Regions from separate parts of the Mus musculus genome. Here region 1 is linked to region 2. The links are chromatin loops, found by intact Hi-C in ENCODE. Cell type or tissue: gastrocnemius. All regions are shown on one strand. Each heading gives the region's core, and the rest is flanking DNA. Links, peaks and the distances in the headings are about the cores only.

Region 1 (5,402 bases), core at 250-5,249, 63 kb after region 2:
CCCCCTGTTCCCCTATCCACCCACTCCTACTTCTTGGCCCTGGCATTCCCCTGTACTGGGGCATATAAAGTTTGCAATACCAAGGGGCTTCTCTTCCCAATGATGACCAACTAGGCCATCTTCTGCTTCCTATGCAGAGACACAAGCTCTGGGGGTGCTTGTTAGTTCATATTGTTGTTCCACCGATGATTTCTTTTCTCCTCCAGTAGTATATAGCTTAATGTTCAGCCTTATAAAATGCAGTCCATAACTTTGAAGCTTCTAATTGGGCAGTAGATGTATTTCACATTTTCAATAACATAAATAAGTAGAATCTTCAGCAACTGGAACTCTAAATCATGATGTAGATATTTAATTATAGTTTTGTGAATGGTATTCGATGTTTGAGTAATAGACTAAACGGCCCCTATGTCCAATCACTCAAAAACTCATTAGTGTAACCAGTGATTTGATTTCATATTATAAGATTTATAGTTGTGAGAGCAATATCTATCCAAATACAAAGTGATTTCATTCCAATTCCATATGTATATGTGTGTATATATGGTATAAACTTCTTTGATTTATTTGTGTTTCCTACCTGAGTTTTGTATTTGCTTTATTTATAACATTTCTTCTCCTACCATTATCCATGCAATGCCTGCTACATTATCTAAATGCTTATTATATTCTATAAATCACCATTGTTTATTTCATGTAAAAATGTATACATAAGTACTCCTTGATGTGTATATTATATTCTGAACATTACATATATGATCATAAGATACGTTCTTGGAGAAATCTATTCTCCCTCTAAGCATCCATGATTTGCCTGTGGTTTTTCAGCCAAGTATGTGATATGATACTTTCTCACCTTGAGGGAATACCAATTTGTAGTGTCATTCTTTTTATCTTTTGTAGATGCACATATTTTTAAGATTTGATGTGTGTAGCTTGCTTATTCTACATAGAAAACACGTCCTTCACAGTAGGCATCCTATTCCTCAGGATATTACAATCTGTTTGCTTCACTTAGGCAGTGTTATGTCTGTGTTGGAATAATTGTGAAGTTTGTTCTATCATCATTTGCGTCAGACGCATCCCTGTCAGTGGTTCTTTGAAGTTTATACAGCTGTGGAATTCTGTAGTGGTCATTGTGTGATGCTAAATGAAGGTTTCCCTGAAGGTTATAACTAATTATGTCTATGAGTATAAGGACAGATATTTAAAACACATTTTAAAATCATACTATACTATTTCAGGAAAATTAGCAGCTGAAAGATGTCTTAAGTATCACCAATACTACTAGCCTTATGTAGTAGGCCATGTTTATTGTATTAGGCATAACATTTCTTATTGAACATGATAGAGGGCTGCATTGCTGAACAAAGATATACCTAAAAATTCAGATATGCCTTTGAGCACCAAGACACTAATAACATTCTATGGGTAAAATTTAGCAAATTATATCACTAGAAAAAGGTGGTAAAGTCAGGCAGTTTACTTTGAAATTTTGTCACACTCTTAGCTGCAGTGTTTACATTAACACAGCACAGTTGTGAAGAGTAGATAAATAAAGAGCAAGCAGTCTGAATGACATAGGGACTGTCTATAAGGGTTTCATATCGTAATAAATTCATAAATGAAGCTTATTGTAAACGAAAGCCAATAAAGTTGAGGATTTCTACTAAAATCTGAGATGAAAAATATGGGAGAATCCTATGTGCTGTTCTTGTTCCATTTTATGCGTGGGGAATCACAGAGGAACTTTACAGACACTTGCTCATATCTTAAGATTTTAGTTCAGTGTGCTCACCACACTAAAGTTGAAACTGGAATTATGCTAAGTATATAGTCAGAATTAGAGAAGAATAATCGATGTCTACCTAAATGTGAACATTTGTGTGGTTTTTGAGCTACATTCATTAATTCATTTTTTTGCTTTTAAGGTTATACTATGTACAGCTAGGTAGATGGCATAGTCAGAAACATATGTATGAGAAAACATGCTTTTGGGGTTTGTTTCTAGCACACACATATTGAAATGCAGGCATGTAGGAATGATTAGCATGCAATCCTGGCATATCTCGGGGGAGTGGTGACAGGAAGAGCTCAGTGGTTCACTAGCCAATTAGGTGAAGCTATTTGGCAAATTCCATTTCTTGTAAAAACACTATTTCAAATCATCAAGTGCCAATGCATTGGATCATTAGTTGATTGATATCTAAGCATAATATCATTCATGAGTTGCCATCATATGTAATTGTATGCATAATTCATATACTATATCCTGTCAGTCTAAATTTGCCATGGCTAGAGGCAGAACACATGAATCCCATCTCCTGTCAGACTGGCTCTTTGTATTCAATGATCGATAGAAGATAGTCAGATTTTCTCGGGATGCTTGCCTGGAGAGGAAATCCATGTGCCAGTAGATGATCTCAGGTCCATGCACACACAGATGTCTTAAATTAATTCATTTGTTATTAAAGAGAGAAAATACTTCTTTCAAATGCATTATTTCATATATTAGTTTTGGATAAAAATGTTAAGAATATCAATTGCCCCTGAGAAATAATGATTGCTGCTTTCCAGCAGACACATGGACAACCACACATAAAAACCTTCCCTACACTTACACAACATTGTTCAGAATATACATTTATTTAAAAATCTTTAATAAAATAAATACCTATTAAGCTATTTCCTTATCATTATGACATTGTGAAAAATACCCTAGTTGGATACATTTTAAGTAGGGCTTAAAGGCAAGATTTCCTTTTCAAACCAAAACAGCTTTTGATAAGGCACTCTAATAGACACAAATATAACATGTACTGTTATAATTCAAGCATATAATCATAGCCATTGGGGAAACTGACACAAGCATATCACAAAGAGTCAGCAGCACACTGCACATAGCATTCTAGACTCAAAATCAGAAAGATACAGACAGAAATGGAGGCTTTCATCTAGATAGCCAGCATCCATTCCCAGGCACCCGGATCCATGATTAGCTCTAAGTACAACGGGCAGGTTTGTGGATTGTTGATTAGAGCCAGTAGTACTCAGGGTTAAATTTTATTTTTTTTCTAGCTTTTCTCTTTCATTTTCCCTGCTTCTGCTGCAACACAAAGGCGGGGGTTGGGTGGAGAGATAAATGAATCAGCTGCTCTTGTGAAGATCTCCAAGGTTACCGCAGGCTTGCAGGCTTTTGCTTTTCATGCCTGGGTTTGAGATCTCTCTCCTGATTGGTTCTCAGTCCATTCTCTATTTGAATGTACGTACTCCTCCAATCAGAGGCAATCAGAGGTAATAAAAATCTCTGCAGCCAGGGTTTTTACCAGTCAGGCTCCTGGCTAGATTCCAGGTACCAACTGGTACCTGATCTAGCCAAAGCCTGACTGTAAGCTGCAAAAGAAAAGGAGGACTGCTCCTGAACCTTGCAGGCGACAGAGCCAATAAATGGCACAGGCAGAGATTTTTTCTGGGATTCCTCACACTTCTGCTTTAGTCACAGGCTCCTGCTTCTGTGTAGGAAATGTGAATCTGCTTCTGAAGCCACTAGTTCTGCTTAATATCTAGCATCCCTGTCCCAGTCCTGTAGTCCTGAAGAAAAAGGCAAGGAACGTGATACAGTTTGAAATCTGTTCCTTACATTTTCTTGGGGACATGCTGCGTTTCAGGGTTTCAGAGGTTCAACTGTTTTTGTTTTGTTTTGTTTTGTTTTGTTTTGTTTTGTTTTGTTTTGTTTTGTTTATTTGTTGTTCTCTCTTCCCAGCCACAGAGTCTGCTCCTGCCCCTTGCTCTGGACCCCTCTGCCCCCTTCTCCTCTGCATGTCCATTTCACTTCAGAAATGAGCAGGCCTCCCAGTGATATCAATGGCACTTGGCATAGCAAAATTGCATTAAGATCAGGGTTTTGGAGTAAGGTTTAACTGTCATTTTGCTTTTGCAAACACATACCCTATCTGCCTGTACCATTCATCCTATGAACTCCAGCAAGGCACATGAATATTTGAAAATCACTTATCTCTCAGTGGAATCAGATTTCTGTTTTATACTCTCACTTAAATAAATGTACTCAGCAAATTTCTTTGTCACTATTTGAAAATGAATATCCATTGACTGGCCAGCATCTCATTAGCATTACCTTTTCACCAATCACTTCTCTGTGATACATCCCTTGTGTTTATGAAATTAAAGTGCTTTGTGTTGCTCATTATCAAGCCTGATAATGACTATAATAATTTTTTAACATTCTCACAGTTTATTATTAGCTTCATAGGCCACACAGGAAATTAGATTACATATAGCCTTTTAAAAAACAGAAAAGTATCTGAGGAGATCCAAGATGAGTCTTGGAGGGCAAATTTCTCAAGGAGGGGCCCTGAAAGGGAAACCACACAATCCAGTAAGACTCTACTCACAGCATAAAAAGCAAAGATGTCTCTGTTAATCTGGCTCTGGAAAATAGGGGCCGCACCTCTATGAAGCTACTGACATAATGCTGTGTGAAGATCAGAGCATACCTGCATTCCTGGAGAAGGAGTTTACATCCCAGGAAGGGGTCATACCCATTGGAGTTCCTCAGCCAGGAGGGATCCCATTGGGGCACGAATGGGAGACCTCTTGCCAGGACATGGGCCCATTATACCTGGAGGAGACCCCTTTACCCATAGGTGGAGGAGGACACCCATTACCAGGTGTGTACTGAGTTGAGACTCCTGCATTACTGGCTCTGGCTGCAGCTGCAACAGTAACTCTTCCTTGTGGGGTCATCACCTTCTGGGATGACCCTCCAATATCTCATACTAGCCCAGAAAAACCTACAGGAACTTGGGGCATGGGAACACCAGATGGGATTCCTCTTCTAGCAGCCTTGAGAATACCTGGCCATCCAGCAGCTTCAACAATTGGCACTCGGGCAATGCCAGTATCTTTAGGAGGAGGAGGTCCTTCTACTGTCGTGTAGACCAGGTTCTCCCCCATAAAGCAACACCAGAACAATGACTCACTTCTCTTCTATTTCTGCTTGTTTGGAGTTCTTTAGCTTAATCTTCCTGAACTCATCACAGACACAGAAGATAAATTCATATGCTTGTCAAATGCTTTGAAGGTCCAGTAAAGATCTAGCCATTTTGCAGGATGCCTCTCATCCTGTAGTTAATGTGCTGCACCATCTTGTTGCTATTGTTCACAGTCATCATGGCAGCTCACATGGCTTAGTTTCCTGATGGATTGATTCACTTCCATAGAGGCCTCCTTGACTCAGAGCCAGCAACTAGATTCCTGCCCCCTGCTAACTGTCATAGTTCTAAACACTGGGTAGCTAAAATATGATTTTGTTAATTGAGGATACTTTTATGAATCATGTTTCATTGTACTGCCCCATATAATACCTGGGTCTTCATAATTTT
Region 2 (5,402 bases), core at 342-5,341:
GTTAGCTCAGCCATCAGTATACTTACTTTGTAATTGTAAATGCTTAAGTATATTTCAGGAATACACACACACACACACACACACACACACACACACACACACACACACCAGGAATATTGTTGTAGACGTGCAATCCCAGGACATAAAGACAATGGCAGATTCTTTTAGTAGTGATGACTAGCCAACCAATATTATTTTGTAAATTTTAGTGAGAAACACTTTAATATGTAAGCCAGTGATCATAGGCGTTTGCATCACCAAAATAATGGCATTTTATAGGCTATTGGAGAAGAAAGTGTCGGATTTTTTTGAAGGATGTTGGACCTCAGAAGCTCCCCATGATCCAGTATATTTCTGTAGTTTCATTCAGAAGCAGGTAGCCAAAATGGGCTAAGTTGGTATTAAGATGAGAGGGAGACTCTGCTCCACCACTCTGTATTTTGATTGTTTATGATTCTCTGTAATGATCTCCGTCTATTGCAAAAGAAAATTTTCTTGACGAGAGTATGAGAGTATATATTATGTGTGTTTATATACTGTAGTTGTATATTATGTTGGTTTAATGAATTAGTAGCTGTAAGTCCTACTCCAATAAGTATGATTTCTCCTAATCTGTGTATAGTTAACTAGGATTCCTACACCAGTGTCATATTCCTCCTGTCAAGCAGATCATAAATGCAATGAAAGAACTCTTGGTTACTTCCATGATATGTATACCCCTATTGCATCCTTAGTGCTATTTTGACATACGGTTCCTTGATTTGCTTCATAGCCATCATAGATTGTAGGACAGCTACATTGAAGCCCTTGCACAGTACTAGTGGATAAATCTATAAAACTCTACCACATATAAACCTTAGGTAATGTTGCCGAAAAAGAAGCAGAAAAAAATGTAAGGACCAAATTATCTTGAAGTATGTATGATACTGTTTCTCATGGCAATACAAATAATTCCACCTATAAAGTCTCAGCAAAACAACTGCCAAAAAATCAGCTAAATAAGAATGACACTAATGAATATATCAAACTAGACAGAGTACACCAGGTCACAACTCTACAGAAAGAAATATAGGCAATTTAGAAAAGTTGAGAAAAGGAAATGTTGCCCTTTTTTACAAATTAACACACAATTGGGTTGTCTAGTAACAACTCTTCAGGTTGAAAAAATGCATATCAAGTTTGTATTTTATGAATTGATATTTTATATTTTTTACATTTTATATTTAAGAATTAATCCTATAAGTTCACACTGTCTGTGTATAAATACCCACCATACGTCTGTTAGTTAGAATATGGTTGTCTGAAATGTCTTTTTTCTTCTTCAGACCCACATTGAAAGAGGATTCTCTGAGGAATGCTGTAGAAAATAGTAAAGGCATTGGAATTCCAGCTTCTGAATGACCTTGTATAGGCATGCTGTGTCATTCAATCATGGAATACCATGAATACAAATCATGGAATACCAATTAATTGCAATTAAATTTAATACCAATTAAATTGCAATTAATTGGTAAAGTTAAAAAACTTCCCGTGTTGTATATTATTTGTAGTGGTCTGCCAGGCTTGGTGTCTTCTTTGCCCCTGGTGTGACTGAACACCAATGGCAAGCTGCTCAAGGAAGACAGAACACAGTCTATAATTGAGGTACTAGTTCATGCTTCTCCAGGTGAGAAACAATGGGGTCAGGGACAGATGCTCAGCTTCCCAGATAGCTATGTACACCACTGAAGTATTACTGGGACTTGAGAACAGGGCTCCATAGGTCTACACTTCCTCTGAGTGTATCTAAATGCCAAGCAGAAAAGGGATGGCTGAACTCACTCCAGGGCAGAACCTGTTTTGCTTCAAAGGGAGTACAGATAGTACAGAGGGTTTGGAAGAGAAAAGGCTTTCTCTGGGAGATTCAGGAATGGCTCTTTACAACAAAGACCTCTCCCAAACCCATACCCCTGAAGCAATACTTTATGAAAGAAACAGTCCTTGCTTGTCCAAACTGTTTTACTTGATGGCAGATGTTAATGCATACACCTTATTCGGGGTGAACCAGGGATGGAATACTTTTTGAGAGACAGAATGCCCAGGAAGGGAAGCTCTTTGGCTAAACACTCAGAAAATACTTAGATACCCTATTACCATTAGTTTTTTTATGCTACAGTGACTGGTTGTCATGGTCCTCTCAGTGTGGTGTCATGGTTGCCTGTTCCAGATCAGGTAGTTTGGCAGGGAGCTGGCTCCACTCCTGCTGTTCCCAATTCTGAGTTTTTTCTGGTGTCTGTCTGCTAGCAGGGTATACCTTCTCCACAGTGGTCATTTTTTTTAAAGGTGAGCAAATGTTCCTAACCTTAAGGTTTTTGGTTGTTGTTGTTGTTGTTGTTGTTTTGTTTTGTTTTGTTTTTCTGCTACTAATGTCCTAGGAAATGAAATTGCAGAGAATGAATAGAATAAAGGACCTAAAAAGAACACATGATAATCTAATGATAAAATTAACCTCCAGTGAGAGAAATCACTCTATTTCAAGTCAGACAGTCAGGTGTATGATGATCCACCATTGTATTCAATAAACAGAAAACAAGGGGGTAAATACCTTTCCTCATTTTGTCTTGATCAAACATAAGGTGAGGACTTCAAATAATTTAAAACCAAAGGTCAATTCTAAATCAAAGGGTAAAAAGTAGTTGGATTGTATTGTTGAATTCTTTAGCAGCACTGAAAGTACATTCTAGCATCATGAATTCTAGTTAGTTTGGATGAACCATCTATTTCAAAGAGTATTTTTATTCATGGGGGTTGAAAACTATAATTATCTGTAATTATAAATAAAATGATTAGATTGTTGTTAGTGATTATGCTAGTTAAGTAAAATGTGAAGGAATAGTAGGTTTATCTCAAGGATCCATAACTCACTAATACTCAGTATTTAACTGAGTTTCCAAGGACAAATTTCCTCATGATGAGCAGGTCTTAAGCACAATTAAAGAGTTGTCAGTTACTGCCAAAGAAAATGTGATATAACAGCAATTTGGGTTTATTTTCTTATGTTTGTATTTTGATTAATAGGTATCACACCTTGTTAGAATGTTTGCTTCCTTCCTTTACAGTCTTGTGAAGCATTTTCTGGTAGCTTGAAAGTTAGTCCAAAGGTTGAAATCACTCAGGTTAGTTTGTGTTCAGGGATCTGTATGCCCTGTGTCTGAAGTATATGTTGTCTTCAGCCATAGGGAATTCTTTCTACTTTTGCAATCCCTTTGACAGAATGAAAGAGCAAATCAACAAGGGCTACTTATACCGGTTGTTGTTTTTGTTTCGTTGAAGGAACATTGTCTGCTTCCATGAGAAAACTTCATATGTGTATTATTTGTCATAGATTTATGTTTATTATGGATTTTATATCTGTAGTTTTTAGTGTGATTCTGTATGGCATTTTAGATATCCTTATTGTGATTTCCTCCCCACTTCTGTTTTATCTGTCTGTCTCTCTATAAATATGCTTGTTTTCTAATCGCCTGATCAGATCACAAGTATTGATAGTTTTATATGGGGATTTATTTAGATTTTTGAAAAACAAGTCTATATTCAGAAGTACTTGGGACTTTCACTATCATATATATATCAGAAACAAAACAATAAAATTAGCTGTCAGAGAATATATAAATTAAAATAATAAGTGGAAAAGAAGAAAAGAATATAGAGAAAACAAAATGAAGGGAAAGACTGACATGCCAGTAAGAGATGGAAGATGTTAAAAATAATTATTGCCAGCAGAAATTGAATGGGATGAATGATTGTGGGTAAGGTGAAGGAAATAATCCTTATTATAGCACATGACATTTCTCTTTTAATAAATGTGTTCTAAAATATGATTTGGAATGCTTACTTATAATACTTAAAAGATACTAAATTTCCCACCCAACCATATTAAAAAAAAAACTATGCAATACATTGTTGCATCCCTTTTGAACAGTGTAACCTCTTCATACAAATTAAGGATGAAAGACATTGAGAACTTATTAGAAATTAGAATGAGCATTGGCAAAATTTTTACAAGAATTGATTAATGTATAACAAATAATATATGGGTGAATCTTCTGTGCTATTATTGTTCCAATACATTTTTGGTGGTCAATGGGAAATAACACAGGTATTTTTAATTTCCTGAGATTTTAGTTCTGTATTCAGAAACCTAAAATTGACACTAGATGTAGATCTTAGAGGATAGCATCTGAGATAAGCTGGATGAAAATTTGAGAATTACATATAGTGTGTAGTGAGAAGTTCCTTGAATTATATTCAATCATTTACTTAAATGTAAATTTTGTTTAGGGACAGAGAGACCTCTGTATTTTCCTGATGACATAGTCCCCATGATGAAATCCAGATCAGGAATAAATGTTATTTCAAATCAGACAAAGTAAGTGGATCTCTGAACCAAAAATAGTATTTGCTGGACATGGCAGGATATTTGCATACATAAACTCCTAAAATATGGATCTATCAGAACAAGTCAAGAAAATACCAGCATAGTGAGAGGCATAGCTCATGAAGCCAGCACATATGTTTGAGAAGCTAGTACCATTTTGTTGACCTCAGGAGGATTGAGTCAGTTTTCTTCAGGGATACTTGACCTGAGAAGATAATCATGATCCATTAGGTGGTCCCTTCATCTAGGCACACACAGACAGCACTGTATGGACAGAGTATGTGTTAAAAGAATACACATGAAGTTGCAATGGGATATTGGTTGACATGGGTAAGAATTTAAAGTGAGAAAAAGGGGGGTAGATTTTTCCAATTATATTACAAATAAATATTAATATAAAAAGGAGTTTTAAAGGATAGGTGATGCCTAAGAAAAATCTCAAGTACTCCTCTAGTTTTTGATAGACTTGTAGGTTATATGCTACCCACAGTAATAAAATACACATATACTGCTCAAAAATGAATGCCAAAAATATGAATATATTTTGACAGCTTTTTAAAAAATTATATACCTCTTTATTATTTCTTTACCACTATGAAACTATAAAACACTTCACACTAATTTGGTGTATTATTTGATACTGATACATTTATATATATATATATATATATATATATATATATATATATATCACTTGAACTATACATATATAGGTTCTAGCCATATACATACACACATATATATATTCATATACAAATATACATATACACACTTTTGTGTATATTTGTGTGTGTGTGTGTGTGTTTATGCATGCTTAGGGATAATGCTTTGATATTTCTCAGATTAAAAAAGGCATTGTCCAAGAAGACTGATTGTATCTTAGCATCCATTAATTACCAGTTGATTTTCAACCAGTATCAAGGCCTGTGAGAGTTCCAACATTTACACTGGATGAAGATTGTCATGTCATTTTGTTATTTTTGTT

Evidence for each region. A loop is a pair of places that touch in the nucleus more often than their neighbours do. Peaks named below come from ENCODE experiments on the same cell type or tissue, not always from the same donor. Only the 100,000 strongest peaks of a DNase experiment are listed, where the experiment ranks them.
Region 1: it touches region 2 in a loop (4-fold over the local background); 2 of 42 quality-filtered maps call a loop at or near these places.

The regions. Positions count from the first base shown.
Region 1 is chr7:61,938,024-61,943,425 of GRCm38, reverse strand. Mir344-2 (microRNA 344-2) reads left to right here and starts at 3,320; the gene lies at 3,320-3,399. It also overlaps the pseudogene Gm3257. In gastrocnemius, for the core only: no CTCF peak of the experiment used is centred there; DNase peaks (open chromatin) are centred at 3,292 and 4,686.
Region 2 is chr7:62,001,391-62,006,792 of GRCm38, reverse strand. No RefSeq gene overlaps it. Among named protein-coding and RNA genes, the nearest start is that of Mir344g, 22 kb to the right of the region's middle. In gastrocnemius, for the core only: no CTCF peak of the experiment used is centred there; a DNase peak (open chromatin) is centred at 2,221.